Linked DNA regions of Homo sapiens: region 1 is linked to region 2. Evidence: read pairs that join two places in POLR2A ChIA-PET (ENCODE). Cell type or tissue: HepG2. All regions are shown on one strand. Links, peaks and the distances in the headings refer to the core of each region. The heading gives the core; the rest is flanking DNA. Region 1 overlaps ITCH (itchy E3 ubiquitin protein ligase). Region 2 has its middle 13 kb from the start of AHCY.

Region 1 (4,390 bases), core at 154-4,153, 55 kb before region 2:
AATGTCTAGCATACAGCAGCACTTAAAATACATTCAATTATGTTAGGCCGAATGCCTATAATTCCAGCACTTTGGGAGGCCAAGGCAGGCGGATCACCTGAAGTCAGGAGTTTGAGACCAGCCTGGCCAATATGGTGAAACCCCATCTCTAGTAAAAATATAAAAATTAGCTGGCCATGGTGGCAGGGACCTGTAATCCCAGCTACCCAGGAGGCTGAGGCAGGAGAATGGCTTGAACCCAGGAAACGGAGGTTGCAGTGAGCCAAGATTACACCACTGCACTCCAGCCTGGGCGAGAACAAGACTCTGCCTCAAAAAAAAAAAAAAAATACATTTGGCCAGGTGCAGTGGCTTATGCCTGTAATCCAGAACTTTGGGAGGTCGAGGCAGGTGGATTATTTGAGGTCAGGAGTTCAAGATCAGCCTCACCAACACAGTGAAACCCTATCTCTAGTAAAAATACAAAATTAGCTGGGCGTGGTGGCACATGCCTATAATCCCAGCTACTTGGGAGACTCAGGCAGGAGAATCGCTTGAACCCAGTGGGTGGAGGCTGCAGTAAGCTGAGATTGCACCATTGCACTCCAGCCTCGGCAACAAGAGAAAAACTCCGTCTCAAAAAAAAAAAAAAAAGGAATACATTCAATCATGTTAAAGGAACCAAAAAATCTGAACTTAATTTCTTAAATTGCAATGCAATGAAACTCTTGTAACATTTACCAACTTCCTTTTTATAATAATCAATCACTGGCAAGGAAGTCTGTTTTCCTGACAAAATCCTTAAACCAGGAGTTTTATATTTGAGTACCCCTTGGAACCTAGCACAATAGCAGCTCAACAGATCCTTGTCAAATATTACAAACTTAAACTTTCTATACTTACGTTTCCTACAGGTCTCTCAGTGCCAATGTTTAAAGTAGAACTTAAAAGGCCGGGTACGGTGGCTCATGCCTGTAATCCCAGCACATTGAGAGGCTGAGGCAGGCAGATCACGAGGTCAGGAGATCGAGACCATCCTGGCTAGCACGGTGAAACCCCATCTCTACTAAAAATACAAAAAATTAGCCAGGCATGGTGGCGGGTGCCTGTAATCCCAGCTACTCAGGAGGCTGAGGCAGGAGAATTGCTTGAACCCGAGAGGCGGAGGTTGCAGTGAGCTGAGATTGCGCCACTGCACTCCAGCCTGGGTGACAGAGTTAGATTCCCTCTCAAAAAAAAAAAAAAGTAGAACTTAAAATAACATGGTTTCTCATTTATAAAGCATCAGACATTATGAAGCCTTTTTTTTTTTTTTTTGAGACAAAGTATCCCTCTGTCACTCTGTCGCCCAGGCTGGAGTGCAGTGGCGTGAACTCGGCTCACTGCAAGCTCCGCCTCCCAGGTTCACACCATTCTCCTGCCTCAGCCTCCCGAGTAGCTGGGACTACAGGCGCCCGCCACCACGCCCAGCTAATTTTTGTATTTTTAGTAGAGACGGGGTTTCACCATGTTAGTCAGGATGGTCTCGATCTTCTGACCTCGTGATCCGCCCGCCTCAGCCTCCCAAAGTGCTAGGATTACAGGGATGAGCCACCGCGGCCGGCCGAAGCCTTATTATAAGATATTTCTGATATCAGTCATATATTGTGATGTCAACAAAGCCATGAAAAATCAGTGAGTTAGCACATAAAGCACAGAATATAATAGAGTGAGCTGGAAAGAACCTGAGAAATCATATTCAAAACATTCAATAGATAAGTGAGGAAACCAGGCCCAGGGAGATTTAAGTGAGCTGCCCAAGATCACAGAATTTAAGTGACCAGTAATACCAATGGTAGAACGCAGGTTTCCTGAATGTTGGCTCAAATACCTTTCCACAAAGAACTGCTTTGTGAGCTTGAGATGAAATGGATATGCTGAGAAATATTTTAAAGATATTTTAAATACTTTAATAATACTTTTAAATATTTTTTAAATTGCTTTATAGTAGCTATCACAAATCATTCCACCATCTCCTTCCTTTCTCTTGATTATAAAAAAGAACAGGACCGGGCTCAGTGGCTCACGCCTATAATCCCAGCACTTTGGGAGGCAGAGGCGGGCAGATCACCTGAGGTCAGGAGTTCAAGAGCAGCCTGGCCAATGTGGTGAAACCCCGTCTCTACTGAAAATACAAAATTAGCCAGGTGTGGTGGGTGCACGCCTGGCCTCCCGAGTCCCAGCTACTCAGGAGGCTGAGACAAGAGAATCACTTGAACCCAGGGGGCAGAAGCTGCAGTGAGCCAAGATCGTGCCATTGCACTCTAGCCTGGGGAAGGCTCCATCTCAAAAAAAAAAAAAAAAAAAAAAAGAAGAAGTGATTTTATTTCCTTTGGATATATACCCAAAAGTGGCAATGCTGGATCATATTTTAGTTCTATTTTACCAGTATCTTCCTATTCAGTTTTTTTTTTTTTTTTTTTGAGACGGAGTCTGGCTCTGTTGCCCAGGCTGGAGTGCAGTGGTGTGATCTCGGCTCACTGCAAGCTCTGCCTCCCAGGTTCACACCATTCTCCTGCCTCAGCCTCCTGAGTAGCTGGGACTACAGGCGCCCGCCACCACACCCGGCTAATTTTTTGTACTTTTAGTAGAGACGGGGTTTCACCTTGTTAGCCAGGATGGTCTCGATCTCCTGACCTCGTGATCCACCCGCCTCGGCCTCCCAAAGTGCTGGAATTACAGGCGTGAGCCACCGCGCCCAGCCTCAGCTTTCTTATCTAACAATTCACCTGCTCAACTTCATTCACTCCCTATTCTCTTACTGCTTAACTTTATGTTCTACTTTTTTTTTCTTACCCAGTAGTCTTCCTTCTCTCCTGACCTTTTAAAGTGATCTGTCTTGTCCTCATGTTTTCCTTCACAATACTACTCTCAACTTCTCTCACCTTGTGGATCTAGATAACATTTCTTTTCTTTTTTTTTTTTTTGAGACAGACTCTCACTCTGTTGCCCAGGCTGGAGTATAGTGGCACGATCTTGGCTTACTGCAGTGTCCACCTCCTGGGTTCAAATGATTCTCCTGCCTCAGCCACCCAAGTAACTGGGAATACAGGCACATGACATCACACCCTGCTAATTTTTGTATTCTTAGTAGAGATGGAGTTTCACCATGTTGACCAGACTGGTTTCAAACTCCTGACCTCAAGTGATCCGCCCACCTTGGCCTCCCAAACAAAGTGCTGGGATTACAGGTATGAGCCACCGTGCCTGGCCAAGATAACATTTTAAGTCATGAATTCATTTCCTTTTCTAAAGATTTAATAGGTATTATTTTATTTGATCCACACAACAATGCCAGGGATGGAGACAGGAATCAATACTTACCTATTTTACAGATGTATAAACTGAGGTCTGGCAAGATTAAATAACTCGCCGAAAGTCACACAGCTTGTCAGTGGCAAAATCAAATCGGAACCCAGATCTTTTCTTTCCAAGTCCTCTATTCTTTCTGCACTGAACCATGTTGTCTTTTTTTTTTTTTTTTTCCGAGACAGGGTCTCACTCTGTCACCCAGGCTGGAGTGCAGTGGCGTGATCATGGCTTACTGCAGCCTCAACCTCCTGGCTCAAGTGATCCTCCCATGTCACCCTCCCAATCAGCTAGGATTACAGGTACACGCCACCACACCAGCTGATTTTTTTTTATTTTGTGTGGAGTCAGGGTCTCGCCATGTTGTCCAGGCTGGTCCCAAACTCTTGGGTTCAAGTGATCCTCCCACCTTCGCCCCACAAAGTGCTGGAATTACAGGCATGAGCCACTGCACCTGGCCATGTTGTCTTCTTTTTCATTACCCACCTCTTAATCCTACACATGCACATGTCTAGATAGTATACAGAGATAAACGTGTATAAAACAACACAAATAGAAAAAGTATGCATATGTATAAGGGATCTACAAAAACAGAAAAGTCAGAAAACCCAAATTAAGAGCACAGTGTGGCTCACAGGCTAATCCCTGCAGAGGCAGCTTTGGGTTTCAGAACCAAGTGAAGCTGCCTATATGTTCAACCAACTGATGCAGCTAGCATCAACACTGCTCTCTCCTCACAGCAGGTATAAGACCAGAGCTTGGCCTCTGCATCACTCTTGCCCCCAATTTCTCTCACAGGATGACACCATACCTGAAGTTCTCACAGTTTGAGTCACTTCCTTGGGTTAAGGCGTTGTCTCCACAAGGCCACCGTGAAATGCATGGTACCTGAGAAAGGAAGGAGAGTCCATTAACACATTACTTCTATATTTTTTTGTTTGTTTGTTTTTGAGATGGAGTCTTGCTCTGTCGCCAGGCTAGAGTGCAGTGGCATGATATTGGCTCACTCCAACCTTCGCCTCCTGGGTTCAAGCGATTCTTCTGCCTCAGCCTCCTGAGTAGC
Region 2 (4,390 bases), core at 155-4,154:
AAGATAAGGGTGGGGGCTACCAGAAATTTGTGCCCTATGCAAATGGCATACCTGGTCCAACCAATCTTTCACACCCTATGTAAATCAGACACTGTCTCCTCACCAGGCATCTATAAACTCCCTTGCATTTCACCATGGATCTGGCAACCCATTTCTCTGGGACCCCTCTCTCCAGCAGAAAGCTATTCCCTTTCTTCCGCCTATTAAACTTCTGCTCTTAACCTCACTCTTTGTGTGTCCGTGTCCTTTATTTCCTCAGCTGTGAGACAACAAACCTCAGGTATCACCCCCCAGACAACAAGGCTGCTTCAAAACCACTTTTCTTGATAAGTTACCAAGCCTCAGGTATTCCTTTATAGCAACATAAATGAACTAAGACAATAGTGTATGGCCCCTTCTCTTGAACTTGGGTGGGGCTTTGTGACTACCTCAACTAAATATGATGGAAGTGATGCCACATGACTTCAAAGTCTAGGTCATAAATGGTGATACAACTTATGCCTGGCTCTCTCTCTTAGGATGCTTATCCTTGGAACCCTTGGAACCCAGCTACCATGCTGTGTGGAAGCCCAGGCCACATGGAGAATCCACATATCATATCCTTGCTGGAAGCCCCATCTGAGGTCCCAGGTAGCCAGCATCAACTGGCTATCAGGAGATCTTCAAGCTGACTCCAGCCCAGCCACCACCAGACTGCAGCCATATGAGAGACCTTGAGCAAGAATGGCCTAGCTGAGTCCAATCAATGCTCCCTCCCCAAGAAACAAAAGAAATGAATAATAAATGATTGTTGTGGCCAGGCCTGGTGGCTCATGCCTGTAATCCCAACACTTCGGGAGGCCAAGGCAGGTGGATCGTGAGGTCAGGAGTTCAAGACCAGCCTGGCCAAGATGGTGAAACCCCATCCCTACTAAAAATACAAAAATGAACCAGGCACCAGTAATCTCAGCTACTTGGGAGGCTGAGGCAGAGAATCACTTAAACCCGGGAGGCGGAGGTTGCAGTGACCTGACATTGCGCCACTGCACTCTAGCTTGGGTGACAGAGCGAGACTCCGTCTCAGAAAATAATAAATAAATAAATAAATAAATAAATAATTGTTTTATGCCAATAAATATGGGTGGTTTGTTATGCAGCAAAGAATCACTGAGGCCAGGGCAGAGAATTACCCACAATCAGCCTCAGACCATGATGGGGAGGTGATGCCAATCTTTGTCCCTTTCTGGACCCTCTGCTTTTACCCCCAAGGTCCAGGATCTCAGACCACAACTCCCCATGATGGGCTCCTTCATAGCAAGTGAACACCGGCACAGCAATCTCCCTATATGGGCATGAGCTCTCCAGGCCCCAGGCTCTCATCCACAGTTGACTCTGTGGTACTTTAGGCAGGTGCTCATCCCTCAGTTTTCTCTTCTGTAAAATGCACTGTCTGATGATCCCAGCCCTGCCCACTCACACAGAGGCTATGAGGAGCCATCCTTGAAGCTGAAGTTTAAGGGGTTATTGTCAATGTTTGCATTTTAAGATCCAGGTTGGCAACTAGAACCACACAATGTCCTAAAAAGACATTTCAGGACTATCATATTCAGCATTCTATATATTATAGAAGGGGAAACTGAAATATTAATTGTGAACACAGTCCTGGCACTGAATAAATGCTTATGAATATGAGGAGGTGCGAGAAGGGAGAAACAGGCAGCACTGGCCGAAGGATCCAACTCTTATTTCTTGAGAAGCCTCACTACTGCCCTCCTCCTTCTCTCTGCTCCTACGGTTCCCTGCCCATCGCCCCTTCCCCTTTTGGGTTGCCCCTCTGCCCAGGCCTGGAATGGGCACCTGGTGTGAACTCCTGAACTTGGGATGCCAGCCCTGGCTGATTTGCCTCCCTAAAGGCTCACTCCACCATCCTCTCAAGAGCTGTTGCCTTAGAACACTTCCTCCATGTGCTTACAATAAAAGGCATTTGAGAAGAAACCCATGGCTCTCCAAGATGACTCATTTCCTGGGAGGCATTGGAGCCCTGGGGTGCTGGTTGGGATGACCGCCTGAGCCACTCTTGCTGTTGCCCTTAGCACTTCAGCCTTCTCCATATTCTCCACCTCCAAGGCAGGACAAGGGAAACTGAGTCACCAGAGTCACAAGATCAGGCTTCCGCCCCACCTATCTCCCCCATCTTCTCTTCCCCTTTCCATCTGTATTAGACTCCCAGAGCTGCCATTATGAAGTACCACGCATTTGGTGGCTTACAACAACAGAAATTTATTCTCTCACAGTTCTGGAAGCCAGAAGTCCAAAATCAAGGCATTGGCAGGGTGGGTTCCTTCTGGAGGCTCTGAGGAGAGTCTGTTCCCTGCTTCTATCCTGGTTTCTGGTGACTGCTGGCAATCCCAGGTTTCCTTGGCTTGTAGATGCATCACTCAATCTGCTTCTGTCTTCACCGTGTGGTCTTCTCTGTGTCTGTCTTCTTCCCTTTCCTTGTGTTGTAAGGACACTTGATGCTGGATTTAGGGGACACCTTAATCCAGAATTGTCTCAACTCAAAATCCTTAACTTAATTACATCCACAAAGACTTTTCTTCCAAATAAGGTCACATTTGCAGATTCTAGGTGAACATATCCTTTGGGAGGAGGGCCATCATTTAACTCAGAACACCTCTTTTCCCCGTATTTCTGGAATAAGGTAGAAAACCCTCCTAGTTCCTGGAAATTGGCAATTGACAGTGTTAGTGGTTCCTGGAGTAGCCCCTTCCTGTGGATCCTACTCCTGTTTTTGGCTGGATGGGTTCAACTCCATTAGGAAGAGAGCAGGGTATGTGAGGTGGCCTCACTGACATCAGCAATAGGAAGAAGACAAAAGGAGGAGATAGGTAAATCATAAGCAACACAAGAATCCTGCAACGTGAGGACATTGAATGTAGAGGAAAATGACTCAGTTGGTGCTATGCAAATGAGAACCAAGGTTATTTAATGACAACCAATGCTCATTGGGATGATCCTGGTCCACTGAGAAAACTTCAAGTCAGGGATCAACAACCGATATGGGCCAGGGATGGGGACATATGTTGGCCTCGAGAACTTATGCATCATTCAAAGAAGGCAGCTAACATTTAGCTCACCCACCCATTGCTATGACAACATAAGTCTAGTTGCTAGATAATTTTCTCAAGAGAAGCTGGAAATATGGGGCTCCATGCAAACTCCCCCAGTTTTTATATTTATTTATTTATTTGAGACAGAGTCTCGCTCTGTCGCCCAGGCTGGAGTGTAGTAGCATGATCTCTGCTCACTAAAAACTCCACCTCCCAGATACAAGTGATTCTCCTGCCTCAGCCTCCCAAGTAGCTGGGATTACAGGCGCCCGCCACCATGCCTGGCTAATTTTCATATTTTTAGTAGAGATAGGGTTTCGCCATGTTGGCCAGGCTGGTCTTGAACTCCTGACCTCAGGTGATCCTCCTGCCTCGGCCTCCCAAAGCGCTGGGATTACAGGCGTGAGCCTCTGTGCCCAGCTATTTTGTCCCCACTTTCTTACTCTGCCATGACTTTGCAAATGTGATTCCCACACCTGCACAGTTCTCTCTCTACCTGACTCATTTTGAAGACTTTGGTGGACGCCTCTTCCTCTGAGAGGTTTCCACAGCCCCTAGGCCTAGTGAGTCACCCTCTCCCTCCACCTTGGACTCTCTGCTCTGACCTGCCCTGGCATCCATGATCTGTGTCGTGAACATTGGTGAGTCTTTTTTCCCCACTGGCTAGGAAATTCCTTGAGAGCAGGGCCCAGGTCTGAGTCATCTGTGTTGCCTGCCCTGAGTGGGCAGTTAACAATGTTTGTGGGATCAATGGAAGGGAAGAGGAAGGGAGTGGTGTCACAAACAGCTCTCAGATTACTAGCTGAATCTTGGGCTCCAGGTATCTGGCAGTTAAAGCACAGGTCAATGTTATAGGGATGATCTTAGCCGGATGTGGTGGCTCACGCCTGTAACCCCAGCACTTTGGGAGGCCAAGGTGGGAGGATCGCTTAAGCCCAGGAGTTTGAGATCAGTATTGGCAACATAGTGAGACCCTTACTCTACAAAAATTTTTTAAAAAATAAAAAGAGCTGATTTTTGTCTAACCTAACAGAGTGTGTGCAAAGGTGAGGGTCTGAATATGTGTGAGTACTTGAGAATGTGTGAATGTATGTATGAAGTGTATGAGTGTGGATATACATGTGTGTGTGTTTGAGACGGAGTCTCGCTGTGTCGCCCAGGCTGGAGTGCAGTGGTGCGATCTTGGCTCACGGCGACCTCTTCCGCTGGGTTCAAGCTATTCTCCTGCCTCAGCCTTCTAAGTAAGTAGCTGGGTCTACAGGTGTGTACCAGCATGCCCCGCTAATTTTTGTATTTTTAGT

Evidence for each region. Peaks named below come from ENCODE experiments on the same cell type or tissue, not always from the same donor. Only the 100,000 strongest peaks of a DNase experiment are listed, where the experiment ranks them.
Region 1: POLR2A ChIA-PET joins it to region 2 with 6 read pairs; 27 of 35 experiments call an interaction of 5 or more read pairs at or near these places.

Annotation. Positions count from the first base shown.
Region 1 is chr20:34,369,219-34,373,608 of GRCh38, reverse strand. ITCH (itchy E3 ubiquitin protein ligase) reads right to left here. Exons shown (of 25, transcript NM_031483.7): 2 at 4,139-4,215. Among named protein-coding and RNA genes, the nearest start is that of ITCH, 8.1 kb to the right of the region's middle. RefSeq lists an enhancer at 4,378-4,390. In HepG2, for the core only: no CTCF peak of the experiment used is centred there; no DNase peak of the experiment used is centred there.
Region 2 is chr20:34,314,008-34,318,397 of GRCh38, reverse strand. No RefSeq gene overlaps it. Among named protein-coding and RNA genes, the nearest start is that of AHCY, 13 kb to the right of the region's middle. In HepG2, for the core only: no CTCF peak of the experiment used is centred there; DNase peaks (open chromatin) are centred at 2,001 and 3,717.